Linked DNA regions of Homo sapiens: region 2 is linked to region 1. A link is a loop called in an ENCODE intact Hi-C map of the cell type or tissue named here. Cell type or tissue: A673. All regions are shown on one strand. Each heading gives the region's core, and the rest is flanking DNA. Links, peaks and the distances in the headings are about the cores only. Region 1 overlaps LOC105378102 (a long non-coding RNA gene). Region 2 has its middle 110 kb from the start of MEAT6.

Region 1 (8,000 bases), core at 1-8,000:
GTGGTTATACAGCAATTGAAGACTGACATAGTTCCTAAGCCTCCATTTCCTCATTTCCAGAATGAGGACAATGAAAGTCATTCCCTGAAGGGCAGTCGCCAGGACAAGGGAGGTGGCACCCCAGCCCTGAGCCTGGGCAAACCCCAGCCCCTGCCAGCCCCATCACAGAGGTGCACTGTCTCCAGCACAGTTTAAAAATGCAGCTGTCAGGCTGGGCGCAGTGGCTCATGCCTGTAATCCCAGCACTCTGGGAGGCCAAGACGGGTGGATCACAAGGTTAGGAGTTCCAGACCAGCCTGACCAACATAGTGAAACCCCGTCTCTACTAAAAATACAAAAATTAGCTGGGTGTGGTGGCACGTGCCTTTAATCCCAGATACTTCGGAGGCTGAGGCAGGAGAATCGCTTGAACGAGGGAGGCAGAGTTTGCAGTGAGCCAAGATCGTGCCACTGCACTCCAGCCTGGGCAACAAGAGGGAAACTCCAACTTAAAAAAAAAAAAAAAATGCAGGTGTCACAGAAGCTTTTCCAAATTTCTAAGTTTTAAAAACAACAGTTGGGCATGTAAGAAATACAAGCTCTACCTTTTTTTTTTTTTTTAATGTCAGAGCAAATAAAAGAATGGCAGTGAGAACTCCTTGCATCATTTCTCCCACCTTTTCATCCCCAGTGACAGTGAAATGATAGAGCAGCACTCACGGCACATCCTTTGGGCAGGTTTTGTAGCCCCCAAAGCTGAAAACGGAGGGTGAGAGAGTCCCAGGTTACTGGCTGGTGCCAGGTGCCCCAGAAGCTTATGTATCCTCCTCACACCCCACCACCCCCAAGAATGAGGCCACAGCAGCTCCCAGCCCTGCACACGTTGGAGACACCAAAAGTTTCTTCTCCCTCCTGGTCTTCAGACAAAGCCTGCACGGAGTGGGAAAGGAGATGACAGGGATCACCAACAGAAAATGCCTCAGGGCTAATTAATGAGCACCACGGAAGGGGCACCAGAAGGCATTTGCCATATTTAGTCTCCAAAAATCAAGGAAAAGGAGAAAGTTGCTTTCTGAAAAAGTACCGTGGTTTAGTGGTTCATTTCTGCACTGCATAAGCTCATGGAGCTCCTGGGCACGTGAGAATAAAGCCCTCCTTACTTTATTCTGTCAATAAGAGCTAAATTACACACAAGTGTGTAAGGAGTGGAACGTAGAAGAGAGGGAGGACGAGGAACGGGCATGGCTGAGGGGCCCGCCGTGCACCCAGCACACCCCAGGTGGCCCCACAAGGTGCTATGACCCTCTCAGCCCAGGAGCGGAGAGGAGCCGGGTTGGAACCCAGCCTTCCTGACTCCAGCGTCAGGATTCTTCCTGCTCCTCCATGCCAGCCAGGGAAAGGCAGCTCAGAGTGTCCTGATTCAGGGCTGGGAGAAACGCAGCGCACCCAGGAGCATGTCCCGGGGCCAAGGCTCCAATCCTTGCAGAGACAAAGAATCTGGATTAAATACAAATGACCCAGTTCAATCAATCCCTGGCATTCACTGAGAATTCAGGAAACAAATCTAAAACAGAACAACAAAGAACTGATATAATTGCCACGATGAAGCTGGGGCTGCAGGGATTACCTCTGTGGAATTAAGGGAAGCTGATAAGATTCTCCTCCTCCATAAGGATTATTACAAGAGCGATTGGTAAGGTCTGTTATTTTACAGAAAAATGGGTTTTGAACATGTTCTTCAGATTGTAGTGCTAAATCTCCAGGGCGTGTGACTGGAGCTTCTGTTGGAATGACATTTTTATTCATTCAGGAAGCATTTATTAAACACTGACTAAGAATAGCTCGCAATCCCAAGGAAACAGGAGAAAGCTAGGGAGTGAGCCCTCAGCGAGCTTCCCGATGTTGGGTAGATGACACGCGTGGAGGGAGGGGGCACAACACGGAGTGAGTGCCCACATGTGAGCACGGAAGAGAGCAGCCAAGGTGCAGTCCCTGCCAGCCCGAGCTGGGGGCCTCGTGAAGGAGGCAGGCCTGGAGCTCGCTGGAACAGAGGGGCTCCCACTCAGGGTCAGGAGATTCCAGGAAGGAGCTGTCCTGCTCAGTGGGCCGGGTGCCAGTAGCGGAACCCCGAGCAACAGCTCAGTCGCTGGGATTTAAAGGGGACACATTGGGGCCCCTGAAGGCTGCTGTGGACTTTCCCAGAGAAAGTCCCAGGTATCTGTGAAGGTGATGTTGGAATCAATCTCAGTGTTAAAGTAAAAAGAATCAGGTTTCTTGACGATAAAAATAATTGCCAGCAGGACTCAGTTCACACCTGTAATCCCAGCACTTTGGGAGGCTGAGGTGGGAGGATTACTTGAGCCCAGGAGTTCAAGGCCAGCCTGGGCAACATAGTGAAACTCCGTCTCTATGCAAAAAAATACAAAATTTAGCCTGGCCTGGTGGTATGCACCTGCAGTCCCAGCTACCTGAAAGGCTGAGATGGGAGGATCACCTCAGTCCAGGATTGTTGAGGCTGCAGTGAGCCATGCATGATTGCACACTGTACTCCAGCCAGGGAGACAGAGCAAGACCCTGTCCCAGAAGAGAGAGAGAATATTGCCATTTATGTTACATTTCTTCGACTCAGAATAAAAGTCTTTTTATAAAATCCTGCGCATTTTGTCAGAGTCCAAGTGAATTAGAATTAGGGTGGCCAAATTTAGTAAATAACAACAGAGGATGCCCAGTTAAATTTGAACTTCAGATAAGTAGGGAATACTTTTTTAGTAGCAGCATGTCCCAAACATGGCCAGGGTGTTCGTATTTTGTCTGGAAACTCTACTTGCAAGCAGGAGGCAGGAGCTAGACATCAGCAAGAATTCCAGGATTGGTGGGACTTGCATTGCATTGAACAAGAGAGCAGCATGAGGAAGCCCACAGTGCCGGGGGCCTAACAGGAATTCCCCATTCTTTTGAAATGTGTCATATTCAAAGTCACCAGAAGTTTTCTGTTTGAAGGAATTGAATACGTTTTTGGAGTAGAGAGTATTTCTGTAATGGGAAGAAACAATTATCTAATAAATATGCTTAACAATGTTTGTGGATTTTATTTAAATCAAATATCTACATATTGCATTTTCTTAAAGGGACTCGGGGAAAGAAAGCGGTTTGAACAGTAAGACTGCAAAGTCCTGAAAGAGGTTACTTGAAGCAATTGGGAAATCCTGAAAGCACCTATCTGGAAGCTTTGGCTGAGACCAGGCCCAGAAGGACAGACAGACAGCACGTTCCTCTCCGGCTCTGTCCTTCTGCAGGGAAACTGAAGATGGGTGTGTTTTGACCCAGAATCCGCAGGGTTAGAGTTGAATTTTACAAATCACTTCAGGATGCAGCGTTGAGACGGAAGACTTAGGATTGGAGAATTAATTTTCTCTTCCTCCTGAGTAAAGCAGCTCTTCCTAAAGCTGAGAATCTTAGCAGAATGAATAAACCAAATGGCAGCAGTCCGGTAAGCACTGTATGACCCTAATCATTCTGACCATTTTGTACCACGTTTTACAGTGGCCTGATTAAATAGGAGAGAATCCACGTGACATGGTGCTCCTGAGAACAAAGCTAAAGTATGCCAATCAAACCATGTGCCCTGGAGGAAAAACTTGGGGCACTCTCTTCTAGCAGCTAATAAAAAATAGGACAACACTTGAATTCTACACGGAGAACTGTTTCTTACATTTAGTTGATACAGTAAGAAGTAACCAGCTACAGAGAAATCACAAGATCTGGATTAGACCAGAACATTTGTTTATTAAAATGTAATTTAAGTAATCAGAACCTTGTGAATGTTTCAAACTGGAAACCCTAGAAAATCTAAGTTTTCTCATGAGATATTTTCTAGTAAACACTTCCATTGCCCAGTCACACCTATAAAGTGAGTATGCACCTGTGTATGATCCCATAAGAGCACTTTTAAAGTAACAAAACCACTATAATATGAAGAGTAATATGATAATTTCCTTTTCAAACACTGATTTTATGAGAAGCGCTTGATCCCAAAATACCTGTATGAGACCAGCTCACTCTTTCCTACATAGAATCAATACTTTATTGGCCTATAAATCTAAGATGCATATAATTCTTAAGTCTTCTTTTCAAACACTGCTAACTGTTAAAGTATGTCCATTAAAACTAAGGAAAAATCATTTTTATAAAATATGGATGAACCTATGTCTAAACGAAGATATTCATAAAGATAGCACAAAAAATGAGCCAAGACTCAAATGAATAAAAACTTCCCTGACTATCCAAGTGCCAAGCATTGTGTCTCTCAGCATTAGAATATTAAGAAATAGCCTTCCCGCAGTTGTATGTACAGTGGTATAATTAGAATAAAATTGAAGTATTCTTTGAAACAGAAGCCTTAGAAAAATGAGTGAAGAACATCAGTGGATTTCCTAAACTGATATTCTGCGAAGCACTCTTCCAAAAACATTAATAAATGTGCCACAAAATAAATGCCCATGGTCAAACAAGTTTAGGAAAAACTCTGTTGTACAAAATGCACTTTTCATATTAAAGGCACTGAGAAGTTCTGCAACAAAGAATCATGTTTAATTGTATTTAATCCACCATTTCCAAAATTTGAAATGAGAAAATATAATACCCACCCCACTGCTGGCATACCTTTTATTAACCAAAAGAATCATTTCTTAGGAAATTCTAATTTGAGAAACAATAGATCGTTTAAAGAGATCTGGTATTTGCCTTTCTTACCCAAACTTTCAAAAGGAAAGGAAGTGTATTGAAAAAATAATTTGAGGTTTTATTGACTCATGCTGTCAGTCGAATGCTTTCTGTCCATTTTTTTCACGAATTGGGTATATTCCAGCCTCCTGGTCTCCCAGCCTTGGGGAGTGACCTTCCGTTTCCAGGGGAAATACAGGTGCCCAGAACTTCCAGCAGGGGGCTCTGTCCGCTAGCACTGACTGTGAAGGACTCAAAGCTGGTTCAAGGTTAAGATGGCTCAACAAGTGACGAGCCAGAAATGTCATCTGGCCACTAGGACGCCGCATTATGAAAGTGTGATCATGGTTCAAGAACGTTGCCATGAGGAAAATCTGTGCACGGAATTACTATTATTAGGTTTTATCGTGTGTGCATTTTCAAACATAGTAAGACAGCCCAAAAGGGAAAAAGTAGAACAAGCCAAAAAGTATTTTAAAAAAATAATTATCCAATTATAGGGCTCCTGTTGAAAATATTAAAAGAACTTAAAAGTTTCCCTACATGGTTGACAACTCAAGTATGCCCACTTTCTATCAAAAATAATGCAGAAAATACAAAATGCGAGAGAAAAGTTGAAAATAAATGGAAATAAACTACTTCCATTGAAACAAGGGACAAATATAACTCTTCAGAAATAATGTCTGCAAATGAGAGAAGCACATTGTTTTGAGGAAGCTGTATTTTGATGATGTTCACCCCTATAATCTGGATTATTTTTTCTTAAACTCTTTCTTCCATATCCCCAACATCCACCTTCTCCAGAAGGGATCAAACCAAAGCAAAAACGTGCTGTAAAAGATTTACAAATTAAATTGCTAAAGAATGGAAAATACTTGATTTAAGGTGAAAGCCGCACCACTTTAGCCAGAAGAGTTGGAAAGATGACAAATAAAGTGGCCAAGCAAGAAGATCAAAGGTGCAAAATAGACTTAATGGACACACACAGCTTTCTGCCCTTCCTTTAGTTGCCAGGGATGGTGGCTTATTGAAGGCATACGTAGTATTCCCACTGGGAGAGAAATGTGCAGCATGACAGGTGCAAGTGGCTAGTAAATTACGGCATTTGCAGGAGAGAGGAACACTTTATTCCCTCCCAAGCCTTAGGAGAGTGTATACATAACACACCCCTCATGGGTAAGACAATCAAACGTGGCCATTCTCTTGTTGAAATGCCACAACTATCTCTATAAATAATCCAAAAGAGAAAAGCAAATAGACCACACACTGATTTTCATGTACTCATGTGTTGCTTCTGAGAACATGATTACTTTTATCCTATGTTTTGATCTTACTAAGGATCAATGTTATATAAAGGTGTTATTTCCACATAGCCAGTACTTTTATGTACTTTTCATTTTCCCCAGGAAAGCTACTATTGGAATGGGTACATGATGTACACTGTAAAGTTTTGGCAGGAGGCAGAATTGCAGGGGGATACAATGTAATGTACGTAAATGATAATACCAAGCATTTGCGCTTAGATTGGGTCTCAGTCTTTTCATTGGAAATGTGACTTCAGGGAAGAGAAGCTGAAGAATGTCCATTCCTCTGGGCATACCTCATGCAAGCAAGGCTCTGCAGACCATGTGGTGACTATTTCTAGCAGCTAATGATGAGGATCGGGGTGGAATAACAGAGCTCTGACTAAAGGGGAGAGGCGGAGCCCCAAGACGCATTCACAGAGCCACTTGCCACTCACCCATCCCATAGCTGACCAAGCCCCGCCTGGAGGGCTTTGAGACAAAATGTAATTCTCTGGAGTTTATGTCACTGAATTAGTGGAAACTAAGAGCTAAAAGCAAACAATTGCTCCATAGAATCAGACCAGCATGGAATTTTCAGAGTATCCTAAATATCAGCCAGCAACAGAAGTTTGTTGGCAAATACCTCACTACTGACTCTTTGAGAGAATAAAGCCGTGATAGCTAGGATTTGCCAATTTCCATGGTGTAAATGCTCCCACATGGCCAACTGCAAGCCACCAATGTGAGGTCACTGGATGCAGAGCTGGGAATAAATATGTTCCAATGACACTTGGGAGCAGGTCTATGCACAGTACGGGGCACAAACAGAGGCTCCAGAGGCCCAGAGAAGGTGAGTTAAGGTAGATCTAAATTTCCAAGCAGTCTTCCAGGTTCCAAGTCCAGGGCACTTTGTTAAAACACAAAAATCATTTGGTTTAGGAAGCCTTGGCCCCACGCTGGAATGGCTTCTCTTTGTTACATATTAGGATTCGTTTAAGACAGATATCTAAAAGGCATTTTGATGTTTGTGAAACTCCACAAGCAAAACTGCCTTTCATTTAAAAATTAGTTTTAGCTATCTTAAATATAACTTTTCTACAGCAAACCATACACTCTCATTCAGTCGTTTCTACGAGGATTTTTCTGAGAGCACTCCAGAGAAATACTGAAAAACACACCCAACACTTAGCACTGTACATTCTCTTGGCAGAATCTGGATGACGTATATTCAGTAAATCTTCAAGCATTTTTTTTTTTGCCTCTTTCACCCCATACTACCAGAGTTAATTTTAACTTCACCTTTTTCTCCCCCAATTTGTTCTCACAGCATCATTATCTCTGAATCAGAACCCTTCTACAGTAAAGGACAGGGAGGCACTGTGCTGAGGACTAGATGGGGTGGGGGAGGGCAGAAGAACAGCAGGAGCCTCCAGAAGCTGTCCTTAACCCCTGGCCTGTGTTCTCAAAACCGATGCTTGGGTCTAAGCCACCTCCATCTGTTTCCATGGGCTTCTATCCTCTTGTCTCTTAGTGCCATGTAAAAATGAAATTTCTTCTTATGCCCATAAGTTATAAAGCTCTTATGTGGCCATATGAACTTCAAAGCATTTAAATTTCTTATGGATCTTATGTGATTAAATGTGTGGCATCCTGAATAATGAATATGAGGGTAACAAAAGTGGTACTGTTGAGAAAGACATTTATAATGGCTCTAAGATACAGTATCAAACACTTAGTCTGGACCAATAAGATCTTGATAATATGTTTCTTTTTTTAAGTTTTAACCAAGGGTCACCAATGACAGAAAAATTTATAATAAACCACTTCCAAACAATGAATATCTTAGATGAACAAAGCTGAAAGAATTTCAGATTCCCAATTCATCTTTTTACGATTCATGCTGTTTCTCAGTTTATTTTATGACTTCAAACAGAGGAGTGAATGGAAATAATTCGGTTATTTTTATCTCTGTGCCTCTGAGGCTGTCCTGTACTCTCAAACACATTTTGTGCT
Region 2 (12,896 bases), core at 2,984-10,983, 970 kb before region 1:
TTTTGTTCAAACTTGAACTGCTGTAGATTCATGTGGTGTACTCTGATTTGTCTGTGGTAGATTTTTAGGGTTGTTACTTGAATACTTGAATTCTTATTTAATGTACTAAATGTTATTTAATGTATCAAATGTTATTTAATGTATTAACTGATTAAATAATACAGGCAGAATAGTACACATCACAGCTCACTTTACTCTAGAGACGAAAGTGAAAAATGGTCTGAGAAAAATGAATGTCATCAGAAGATGGTGCAGGCTGGGCTCCTAGGATGGTGATGTCCGGTCCTCCAGTCGCTTGCACTTTGGGGCTCTGAGGCCGTATTTCTAGAGTGCGTGGAGACGCCATTTCCCCCTCATCCTGCTGAGGCGCCTGCAGCATTTCCTACAGCTGCTTTTATAAAGGCCAGAGGGAACAGAGCCAGATGCTCTGGCAGTAAGCAGGATGGGGGAAGAGATCGCTGCTGCATGAACCCCATGTCCAGGGGCTCACGGACAGACAGAAAAGCAAACTAGGGAAGCCAGACCTGCCTTTCATGTGTATTGTTCTTATTGTGTCTGGAATTGGTGGGTTCTTGGTCTCACTGACTTCAAGAATGAAGCCGCGGAGCCTCGCGGTGAGTGTTACAGCTCTTAAGGTGGCGCGTCTGGAGTTTGTTCCTTCTGATGTTCGGATGTGTTCGGAGTTTCTTCCTTCTGGTGGGTTCGTGGTCTCGCTGGCTCAGGAGTGAAGCTGCAGACCTTCGCGGTGAGTGTTACAGCTCATAAAAGCAGCGTGGATCCAAAGAGTGAGCAGTAGCAAGATTTATTGCAAAGAGCGAAAGAACATAGCTTCCACAGTGTGGAAGGGGACCCGAGGGGGTTGGCGCTGCTGGCTCGGGCAGCCTGCTTTTATTCTCTTATCCGGCCCCACCCACGTCCTGCTGATTGGTAGAGCCGAGTGGCCTGTTTTGATAGGGCGCTGATTGGTGCGTTTACAATCCCTGAGCTAGATACAAAGGTTCTCCACCTCCCCATCAGATTAGTTAGATACAGAGTATGGACACACATGTTCTCCAAGGCCCCACCAGAGTAGCTAGATACAGAGTGTGGATTGGTGCACTCACAAACCCTGAGCTAGACACAGGGTGCTGATTGGTGTGTTTACAAACCTTGAGCTAGAGACAGAGTGCCGATTGGTGTATTTAGAATCCCTGAGCTAGACATAAAGGTTCTCCAAGGCCCCACCAGAGCAGCTAGATACAGAGTGTGGATTGGTGCATTCACAAACCCTGAGCTAAACACAGGGTGCTGATTGGTGTGTTTACAAACCTTGAGCTAGAGACAGAGTGCCGATTGGTGTATTTACAATCCCTGAGCTAGACATAAAGGTTCTCCACGTCCCCACCAGACTCAGGAGCCCAGCTGGCTTCACTCAATGGATCCCGCACCCGGGCTGCAGGTGGAGCTGCCTGCCAGTCCCACGCCATGCGCTCGCACTCTTCAGCCCTTGGGTGGTGGATGGGACTGGGCCCCATGGAGCAGGGAGCAGCTCTCCTCAGGGAGGCTCGGGCTGCACAGGAGCCCACGGAGGCGGGGGAAGGCTCAGGCATGGCGGGCTGCAGTCCCGAGGCCTGCCCTGAGAGAAGGCAGCTAAGGCCCAGCGAGAAATCGAGCGCAGCGCAGGTGGTCTGGCACTGCTGGGGGACCCAGTACACCCTCCGCAGCCGCTGGCCCGGGTGCTAAGTCCCTCATTGAGCGGGGTGGCAGGGCCAGCCAGCTGCTCCCAGTGCGGGCCTGCGAAGCCCACGCCCACCCGGAACTCCAGCTGGCCCACAAGCGCCGCAGGCAGCCCTGGTTCCCGCTTGCGTCTCTCCCTCCCCACCTCCCTGCAAGCTGAGGGAGCCGGCTCTGGCCTTGGCCAGCCCAGAAAGGGGCTCCCACAGTGCAGCGGTGGGCTGAAGGGCTCCTCAAGTGCCACCAAAGTGGGAGCCCAGGCAGAGGAGGCGCCGAGAGTGAGCGAGGGCTGTGAGGGCTGCCAGCACGCTGTCACCTCTCATTATGGCAAGGACACATTCCCCCACCAAGTTACACATATTGTTATTTTTTTTTACCCACAAGGGAAGGAGGCTCAGAGAACTTGTGTAGCCTTGTTAACTTTATGTGGCTAGGAGTTGGCAAGGCTGGGATGTGGACCCCAGATGTGTAACTGACAGCTCATGTTCTTGTCCTTGTTCCCTGCTGCGTTGTTGGGGGTAATTTAGGGATATTGTCCCCTATTCATACCACGCTCAGGGGAGTGACCGTATGCAGGCACTCAGGAGATGGAGGCGGGGGTGATTCCAGGAGGTTCAGATGGTCTGTGTGATGGTTAATACTGAATGTCAACTTCAGTGGATGAAGGATAAAAGTATTGATCCTGGGGTGTCTGTGAGGGTGTTGCCAAAGGAGATTAACATTTGAGTAGGTGGACTGGGAGAGGCAGACCCACCCTTAATCTGAGTGGGCACCATATCTAATCAGCTGCCAGTTCAGCTAGAATAAAAGCAGGCAGGAAACTGTTGAAAGGGAGACTGGCCTACACTTCCTGCCTACATCTTCTCCCTGGCAGGATGCTTCCTGCCCTCCAACGTCAGACTCCAAGTTCTTCAGTTTTGGAACTTGGACTGGCTCTCCTTGCTCCTCAGCCTGCAGATGGTCTATTATGGGATTTTGTGATGGTGTGAGTTAATACTTAATAAACTCCCATTTATATACATATATATGTATATAAATACATGTGTAATACATGTAATACATGTATATGTAATATATGTATGCATATATGTAATATATATGTATATGTGCATACATATATAATATATATGTATATATGTAATATATATGCATATATATGTATATATGTTATATGCATATATGTATATATGTAATATATATATATATGTATACATATATGTATATATATGCATATATATGTATACATATATGTATATATATGCATATATATACATATGTTATATATGCATATATATGTATACATATATATGTAATATATATGCATATGTGTATATATGTAATATATGCATATAACATATATATGCTATATATATGCATAAATATGTTATATATGCATATATGTATGCATAAATGTTATATATGCATACATATATGTGTGATATATATATATGCATACATATATGTGTGATATATATGCATATATATATGCATATTTATACATATGTGTAATATATATGCATGCATATATATGCATATATACATATATGTGCATGTGTGTATATATGCATATACGCATATATGTGTATATATGCATATATGTAATATATATGCATATGTGTTTATGCATATATGCATGTGTTATATATGCATGTGTTATATATGCATATATGCATACATATGTGTTATATATGCATATATGTATACATATATGCATACATATGTGTTATATATGCATATATGTATACATATATGTATACATATGTTATATATGCATATATATGCATACATATATGTATACATATGTGTTATGTATGCATATATGCATACATATATGTATACATATGTGTATGCATATATGTGTTATATATGCATACATATATGTATGCATATATGTACATATGTTATATATGCATATATGTATACATATATTTATATATGCATACATATATGTAATGTATATATGCATACATGTACACATATATGTATATATATGCATATATATGTATACATATATGCATATAAATGTACATAATTATATATATACACATACATAATACATATATACACATATACATATACATATACATATATATGTGTATATGTACATATATACACACGTATATATGTATATGTATATGTGTACATATATACGCATGTATATATGTATATGTATATATATGCATGTATATATACACGCATGTATATATGTATATATACATATATACATATATACACATGTGCACATACACATATCTACATATACTTATGTACACATATATGTGTATATATACACATGTATTTGTGTATATATACACATGTATTTGTGTATATATACACATATGCATATAAATGTATATCCACACATATGTGTATATATGTACGTGTATATGTATATACACGTACATATATGCATATATACACATGTATACATATATACGTGTATATATATTTATATATGCATATATATTACATATATGTATATAAATATTCCATTAGTTCTGTCCCTCTAGAGAACCATTATATATATGAATATACAGATATATATATATGCATATACAGATATATCTGTATATGCATATGTACATATACATATATATATACATATACATATATATATATATGTATATATATATATATATATATTCCATTAGTTCTCTCCCTCTAGAGAATCTTAACTAATACAGTCTGGAAGGGAGAGAATTAGTAAGGCCTGTGGATCACTCCTCTTTCCCCAGTACCACAAAACCTCAGCTTCTTGCAGTTGTGATACTCTGGTAGCTGGTCACCTCCCTTCTCTGTAATAAATTGTATACATTGCTGTTGGAATACAGCACTGAGTGTGTATTGACCTTGCACCAAAAACACTGGTGGCTGAGGGATTAAAATCCTAATCCTGCCTGGCACTCAAATCTCTCCAAATTTGGCCTCAAACAACATTTACAATTCTTAGTCACACATATTCTCCTGCATGTACCCTCAAAAACGGTCCAATGACATGGACATCACCTTCCTCTTCTCAGACTTACCTGTTCTCTCACCTCCAGACACTTACTCAAGGTCTTCCCTCTTCCTGGAACACATGTCCACACCTCTCAGGAATTAGCGATGTTGTCTCCACCCAGCTGGGAGAAATTGCTTCCACCTCTTATACTCTCAAGATATTTAAATGATATAACTTCCAGGGCTCAATCCCTTTCTCTATTATGGAATGGTGGGGGCAGAGGGCAACATGACAAAGCCCAGTGGCTTCTGAGTCCACAGTGAACATGCAGGCTTCATCACTCTCCTTGTGTGACCTTAAACACAACATTTTAACTTCTGTCAGACACAGATCCCTCACTCCCCAAATGGAGATATTAATATCAATCTGACCGAGTTGTTCTTGGGATTAAACGTGATATTTTCTTGTACCTGGTTATGCCAGATGCTCAACAAATTTAAGTTAAACGGAATAACAGCTACAACACTGAGCAACTGTACCGTTCTTAACTGCTTTCTGGATACACGCTTATCTTAGCTTTATAACTGACGTTTGAGAGGAGCTCTGCCGCCATTTCCCTTACCATAGAGATGAGGAAACTGGGGCCAGAGAGATTAATGAGTCCTCCAAGGTCACTCAGCAGCGGAAAGGACAGCTTAACGCTCACTGTCTTGTGTTCTGATTGGAGAATCAGACTAGAGCCAGACCGCGCCTTCCCACAACCCTGTCAGCCTGGAGCCATCTTGACCCAGAAGGACCTCAGGAGAAGGGAGAAAATAGGAGTTAGGCTTTTTTTAGCCCTAGTATGCACATTAAGCAGAAAATGAGGACTTAAAGAAAGAAAACTGAGCCTGGCATGTTCCGGAATATGAAGGCAGCATTGTGGTGCTCTTCTGCAGCGAAGACAGTGCATATCACAGTGCAGACAGGCGTAGAAACAGTCCTAGCCCGTGCTTGCCTGTTTGCAAGAAAACAAATGCCATACAACATGGAAAAACTACACCTTTCTCGCAGTGTCCATTCCAGAAATGTGCAGCTGTGTTCATTGCTTAATTATTCTATCGGGAGAGGGTAGCATTGTGACTAAATCCTGGCCCTTTTTACTAAATGTTTCTCTTTAACTCCTCAGCTGGGAAGAGAGCTCAATGCATCCACCACATTCATCATGCGTTCGACACAGCACTGCCTGGCTGGTCTGCCCTGGCCAACTGGGTCTCCTCCGTGATTTTGTGTCCTTGCTAATGATGAGGGGTGTGCAGTCCTAGTCTTGCTGGCTCAGCCCCAGGGGATATTTAGCAATCCATCTTATCCCTTTCTCATGCAGAGGACATCTAACTGATGTAACTTATTTTTATGACATTAATTTTAGAATATATTTTTTTCTGTTCTAATATAAATATTCATTGGCCAATAATTCAGGAAAAATAAACAATAAACCAGGATAAATGCACAAAATAAAAAAGTGAGCCCACTAAATATATTATTGGAAATATCTATACAAACACTAGAAACGAGGATGATTTGACGTCTAGGTATTTATGAGCTCTTAAAACATTGTTTTCCAGGGGAGGCCTACGCCTGCCTACCTCCTGTTTTACACAGGGAATAGTGGTGTTCTATCTGTGAAACTCTTAGTGTTGGTTCTCTCAGCTCACCCTGTTGGATGGTATCGCAACATTAAAATATCTGTGTCTTCCATGAAAAGACCTCAAATGTATTCCTTTCTCCCCTTCACACAGCCATGAATGCAGCTCAGGAAGCAAGGGGACTTGCAGCCTCATCCCACTGTAATTATTCCACTGGCTTCCAGAGCGTCCTGAGGTTTGCAGGCTCTTTACAGATAGGTTGCTTCCATTTCTCATGCAGTGTGATCCAGCAGCACACCCAACAAGGCTGTGAAGGCAGCTCAGGGCTCGCAGCATCTCCAGTGCTCCACCACAGTCCCGCCTGCGTCGGTAAAACTGCTTAAGGCAGCGCTAATTAATGTCTCCTGCTTATCCTGCACTCCCCTCGCAGGGTATCGGGTCTCAGAATCGACTTCCTGGACTTGTATTCATTCACAATCCAAATTAGCTTAATGCACGACAGAAATCTCATCTCGACCTAGAGGTAGCAGTGAGTCTCTAGGGAGAAATCAAATACTGAGTCAATTTAAAAAAATAAAATAAAATTAGACCTACCGCATCAAATTTATTTCCAGCACCCTTGAGATGGGAAGGAGAGGAGGGGAGGCAGTGACTCTTGGTTCCTGAGAGAAGCTGTGTGTGCACACTTGGAAAAGCAGCTGCCGAACGCATTCCTGGATTTTAACTAAATTACGTTAGTGTCAAAATGCAACGTATGCATTTATTGACAGCATAGGGACAAAGAAAACAAATCGTAAAGCAACAATTTTAGATAATTACCTCAAATTTATCGCCAGTTCTGTCTCCTAGTTTCCCCCTCCGTCTCATGCCTATATTGTTTAAATGTATCAGTTGGTTAGTTCAAATAAAGCACCAAGGCATATTCAACATACCACCTGTGCTCAGGATATATTTCCCTGAGTTCCTGCCAGTCTTTGGCACGTCTGCTGCTGGAAATGAATCAGAATACAGGGAGAGGGCTAATTGACAGGTCTATGGATGCCGAAGGTAAGCTGCGACCTAAAATGAGAACTGTTCCCTTAATGAGAGACAGCAGAAGCAAGTGTGTGGCCGGGCACGCCCGTGCCTCGCCGCGGCCAGCAGATGGCAGCAGAGCCTTGGAAGCCGGCGGGCACCAGGCTCTGTTGAAAATGCACTCCTTCATTTCCATTCATCTTCACTTGTCAGAGTCTTATAAGTGCTTTCTGTAGAACTGACCCTGAAATTGCATCATTTAATCTATAATCATATATTGCCAACATTTCTCCCTTTTACCGCTTATCAATGACATTAATTCAGAGGAAACAGGGACCACTGATAGCTTTAGGCAACTCTGCAAAAAGGAGATATTCCTAACAGGCAGATACACTGCCAGGGACAGCCAGCTTGCCCGAAATAAGGAAATGCATTTTAACAGAAACGGGGGAGCATATGAAAAAAATCATTCACACTTTGTATTTCTTTCTTTCTTTGCTTTTCTTTAGCACACTTTACTTTGCACTCAAACCCGATTTTTGATTTAAGGTTCATTTGCTTAAACAACCAGTTGAATATTTCCCCATATTTAATAAGATTATTTTTTATGTAACATTTTAAAATATTCTTTCTCCAGGATATATAATCAGAAATTGATGTCTAGGATAGAATTTCACATGGTAAAAACTAGGCCCTGTAATACCCCAATTACTTTCAGCAATATCTTAGTGGTCTGATGATTGAAAAGTAGAGGCGTTTCTGGGAAATGAAAAGATTCTGTAGGAGTGATGACTGTCAGCATACATAGATTTAATTCTTTAGAGCTACACTGATGAAATGAAGAAAATACATTATTTTTCTTCTCAAACCTCTCAAAATTTCTCGGAGAGTAAAAGAATGCTTTGCTTATTAGAAAGATTGTCATGATCTGCCAAGACTCTAGATGGTACTATGGATTCACCCTGTCATTTCTATACTAACATTTGTTAAGATTCTTCTTTTTATCCACTTTTTAGGGTGTATGGGATACTTGCATGAGAAAATACACAGAAAAGAGCAGATATAAAGAATAAAAGGCAATGTAAGTTAAATCATGAGAAATTGACAGTGTCTGAAGATGATGAGATAGACGTGTGTCTAATTTTAGACCCCATAGTTAGATTGACTTTTAACTGAGTATAACAGTCAAAAATGTTCTAGAAGTACTTAATGGCATCAAGCTGCCACATTAACGTATTACGCTGAACTGAAAGGAGGTTTTCCTCAAACTCATCAGCAAATAGAAGGAGGCACCATTTGTCAGGAAGCAGGCGCCAGACTCTTCTCTCTGTATCTTGTGTGTGAACGTGTGGTGTAGGCATGTGAGAGTGTGTGTGTGGTGTTGTGAGCTTGTGTTATATGTGTGTGTATGCATGTGTGAGTGTATGATGTTCTGTGTAAATGTGTGGTGCAGGTATATGTGAGTGTGTGTGTGAGTGTGTAGTGTAGGCATGTGTGAGTATGAAGTGTTGTATGTGTGTGGTATAGGTATAGGTGAGTGTGTGGTGAGTGTGTGTGTGTGGTGTGAGTGTGTGTATGATGTGTGTGTGGTGTAGGTCTGTATAAGTGTGTGTAGGTATGTATGAGTGTGTAGTGTAGGCATGTGTGAGTGTGTGGTTATGTGTGAGTGTATAGTGTAGGCATGTGTGTGTGATGTTATATATGTGAGTGTGTGGTATAGGCATGTGTGAGTGTGTGGTGTTTTGTGTGTGTGGTGTTTGTGTGAGTGTGTAGTGTGAGCACGTGTGTATGATGTTATGTGTGAGTGTGTGATGTAGGCATGTGTGTGATGTTATGATTGTGTGTTTTGTGTGAGTGTGTAACTTAGGCATGTGTGAGTGTGGTGTTTTGTGTGAGTGTGTAGTGGTGTTTTGTGTGTGTAGTATAGGCATGTGTGACTGTGTGATGTTATGTGTGAGTGTGTAGTGTAGGCATGTGTGAGTGTGTGATGTTACGTATGAGTGTGTGGTGTAGGCATGTGTGAATGTGTGGTGTTTGTGTGAGTGTGTTTTGTGTGACTGTGTAGTGTATGCATGTGTGTGTGATGTTATGTGTATGTGTGTGAGGTTTGTGCGAGTGTGTGGTGAAGGCGTGTGTGTGTGATGTTATGTGTGAGTGTGTGGTGTAGGTATGTGTGAGTGTGTAGTGTTATGTGTGAGTGTGTGGTGTAGGCATGTGTGAGTGTGTAGTGTTATGTGTGAGTGTGTGGTGTAGGCATGTGTGAGTGTGTGATGTTATGTGTGTGTGCTATAGGCATGTGTGAGTGTGTGGTGTTTTGTCTGAGTGTGTGGCGGAGTTATGTATCTGCATTTGCATTTTAGTCTTCTTTTAATGGAAAGCAGCTCTGTGTTTCCCAATGCCCAAACCCCAGTGCACACATATGTGCCTGCAACACGCCTGGACCCCGTTTCCTCAGTCATACCTGCCATGGGTACTATTTTAAGATCATTCTGTTGCCTTCCAGGCGAACAAAGTGGATACATTGTGCCTCCTGTTGTACGGTGAGGTGAGGAAAAGGAAACCAGGTACAAAGCTGAACTGGGAGTAAGGATGACTATTTACAGAAAATATCCTGTGACTATTTATAGAGCTGTTCAGTCAGAAAAAGGTGATGCCCCGTACCTTACATGGCAATGGCCCTAGGGAAAGGGCTCCCCTCTTTAGCCCTGTTCCGGGCATGCTAAATGGTGGCCCTTGCCTTCACCTTCGCAAGGCATTTAGAACAGGGGTCTTTGGAATGTGCCCCAAGTTCCTTTTCAGGCTCTTTGTTCTGCTATTGCCCACCCACCTCCCTTCCAGGCACCCTCAACCACGAACAAACTTTACCTTTCCGTTCATGGACTATTCTTCCCCTTCCTTCCAAAACGCACACACAGGCACACGCACACACAGCTGTCGTTGAGTGTTCACTGGGTGCCAGATCCCGTCTGTAAACACCGCACTACGTGACCTCAATCTCACCAGACACTGCTCTGCCTCAGAAGACATCATCCCCACGTTACCAAAAACATCACTGGGTAAGCAACTCGCCCCAGGGCTCTCAGCCAGGAATAATGGAAATTAAAACCTATTCTCATCTCATTCTAAATCCTTTGTTGTTAGCAGCTGTGTTAACAGGTCTTGTCATAGTGTAGGAAAATCTATCCTGTTAAAAATGTACATTAACAAAATCCTAATAACCTAAAACCTCTTCCTGGGTCCTTCATCCACTGCCACCTAGTACTGCCTCATCCTCGTCATTAATTCATTAGCAAAACCTCCTGCAGCCCCTGCTTGCTGTGGTCACAGTTTTCTGTGAGCTCACAGCCATGTGAAGGCAGCCACATAAAGCCACTGATAAAACCAAGAGCGCCAATTGTGTGTCTGTGTACTTAGCAGGCCTCCAGCACACATGGCTAAGCTGTTGTGCTCCGTCCGTCTAGAGAATTGTCATGGACAGTCATGCACAGTGCAGCTTCTTTGAAATTAAGGTCTCCATCTCTGTGCGTGTGTCACAGCTATTGTCTCTAAAGTTATGAACCTTTGAGTTTGATGTTTGGAATGTCCCATATCAGGATGTCACGTATCAGATTACACAGCTACAACAGATATATAGAATATACATGTTTGTTGATTTATCTTCCTGTTCCAAAATGAAGAGATAATATTTTTCTTTCCCTCATGATATTTCGCAAAAGGAGCATACACACAGGTAATAATAGCACAATAAGCCCTTGGAAACAAAGCCCTTTGGGAAAGGTAAGTGGGGCAGCCTCAAAAAAACAAACATCCCGCAGTTGTAATGGGGACAGAGGCCTCCACTGGAAGTGAACCTGCACCCATTCTCCATGAGTGACTTTTTCCCTTTGGAAGCCTGGGCTTTTTCCATGGAGCAATGCTTATCCCAGCCTGGACAACATATTTACTGTTAGAAGATTGCTTTCCACTAACTGATATATCCAGATATCAAGAAATCTATTTTTCCTTGAGGATAAATTACTTTTACTATCAAAAAAATTAATTATGAAACATACATACAAAACAAGGAACATTCCAGCAGTTTGAAAGGCTGAGGTGGGAAGATTGCTTGAGCTCAGTAGTTCGAGACCAGCCTGGGTGACATGGTGAGACCTGATCTCTACAAAAACACACACACACACACACACACACACACACACACAAATTAACCAGGTGTGGTAGCACACACCTGGAGTCCTAACTTCGAGGGAGGCTGAGGTAAGAGGATCGCTGGAGCCTGGGAGGTCAAGGCTGCAGTGAGCCGAGATTGTGCCACTGCACTCCAGCCTGGGCAACAGAGTGAGACTCTGTCACTAAAAGAAAACCCCATAACAATAGAATTGTATATATTGCGACTGTGGAGGAAGTCCTCCTTCATTCCTCCACGCACTCAATGAACATCTTCCCAATCACGTTTTATGACGTCCTTTTCCCTGAGGAAAATAACTTTTGGAATTGGTGTTGATGATACTGACACATTTCCTTCTTATTTTTATTTAAAAATATATTTATCATTAAGCATTGTATGATATAATCTTGCATATTTTATATACTACATAACTGATGTAAACCTAATTTTTTTTCCATCAACGTTTGTGAGATTAATCCATGTTGATGTATGGAGGTGTGATTCCTATATTTTCATTTTGGGACAGTATTATATTTCTTTGCAAGCTCTGCCTCCTGGGTTCACGCCATTCTCCTGGCTCAGCCTCCCGAGTAGCTGGGACTACACCAGGTGCCCACCACCACACCTGGCTAATTTTTTGTATTTTTAGTAGACACGGGGTTTCACCGTGTTAGCCAGGATGGTCTCGATCTCCTGACCTGGTGATCCACCCGCTTCAGCCACCCAAAGTGGTGGGATTACAGGCGTGAGCCACCACACCCTGCGACAGTATCATATTTCTTGAAAATACTACTGTCTATGTAAACATTCTTTTATTAGTAGATATATTTGTCATTTCCATGGGAAAAATACAATTAGAGAACATTCATTGGCCATGTCCACTTGTGAACTTGTAAAATAATTGTTTCTAGAGTATTAATATTAGGAAACATATTTACTGAGCTGTAAGGTATTTGCATTTTCAACTTACTATTGCTAAATTAATATTCAATGTAATTGTGTGAAATTGTATGATTATTAATGGTGCAAATAACTGTTCACATGACTCTACATACTTGGTAACACTTAACATTTTAATTTGTGCAAATGTTACGTGTGAGAAATAAATTATATATTTAAAAGGAACACTTTTTGATTGCTTTTGAAGTTAGATTCTTTTTCATAGTTTAGTTTACCTTATATTTGGATTAGTTTGCTGTGAACTGCTAGTCTAAATCTTCCATTCATTTTTCTATTAGGTTTATCTTTTCTTACCTTTGATACTGTTGTTTATGATGTACAATCTAGTTTGCTTTTTTGGTTATATGTGCTGTAAATATCCTCTCCAAAAATAAATGTTATCTTTTCAGTTTCTTATGGTGTGTCTAGATATGAAACTAATTTTTATATTGGTGAAACTAATCAGTGTCTATTTTGTCATTAAAAAATAATTCCCAAG

What was found. Peaks named below come from ENCODE experiments on the same cell type or tissue, not always from the same donor. Only the 100,000 strongest peaks of a DNase experiment are listed, where the experiment ranks them.
Region 2: a loop joins it to region 1, with 4 times the contacts of the local background. A loop is called at or near these places in 15 of 110 quality-filtered maps.

The regions. Positions count from the first base shown.
Region 1 is chr6:163,953,738-163,961,737 of GRCh38, reverse strand. The region is part of intron 4 of LOC105378102 (a long non-coding RNA gene); the gene reads right to left. Among named protein-coding and RNA genes, the nearest start is that of QKI, 540 kb to the right of the region's middle. RefSeq lists enhancers at 1-428, 766-1,537. In A673, for the core only: a CTCF peak has its summit at 4,913 (motif pointing right); a DNase peak (open chromatin) is centred at 4,937.
Region 2 is chr6:164,922,258-164,935,153 of GRCh38, reverse strand. No RefSeq gene overlaps it. Among named protein-coding and RNA genes, the nearest start is that of MEAT6, 110 kb to the right of the region's middle. In A673, for the core only: a CTCF peak has its summit at 7,410 (motif pointing right); a DNase peak (open chromatin) is centred at 7,423.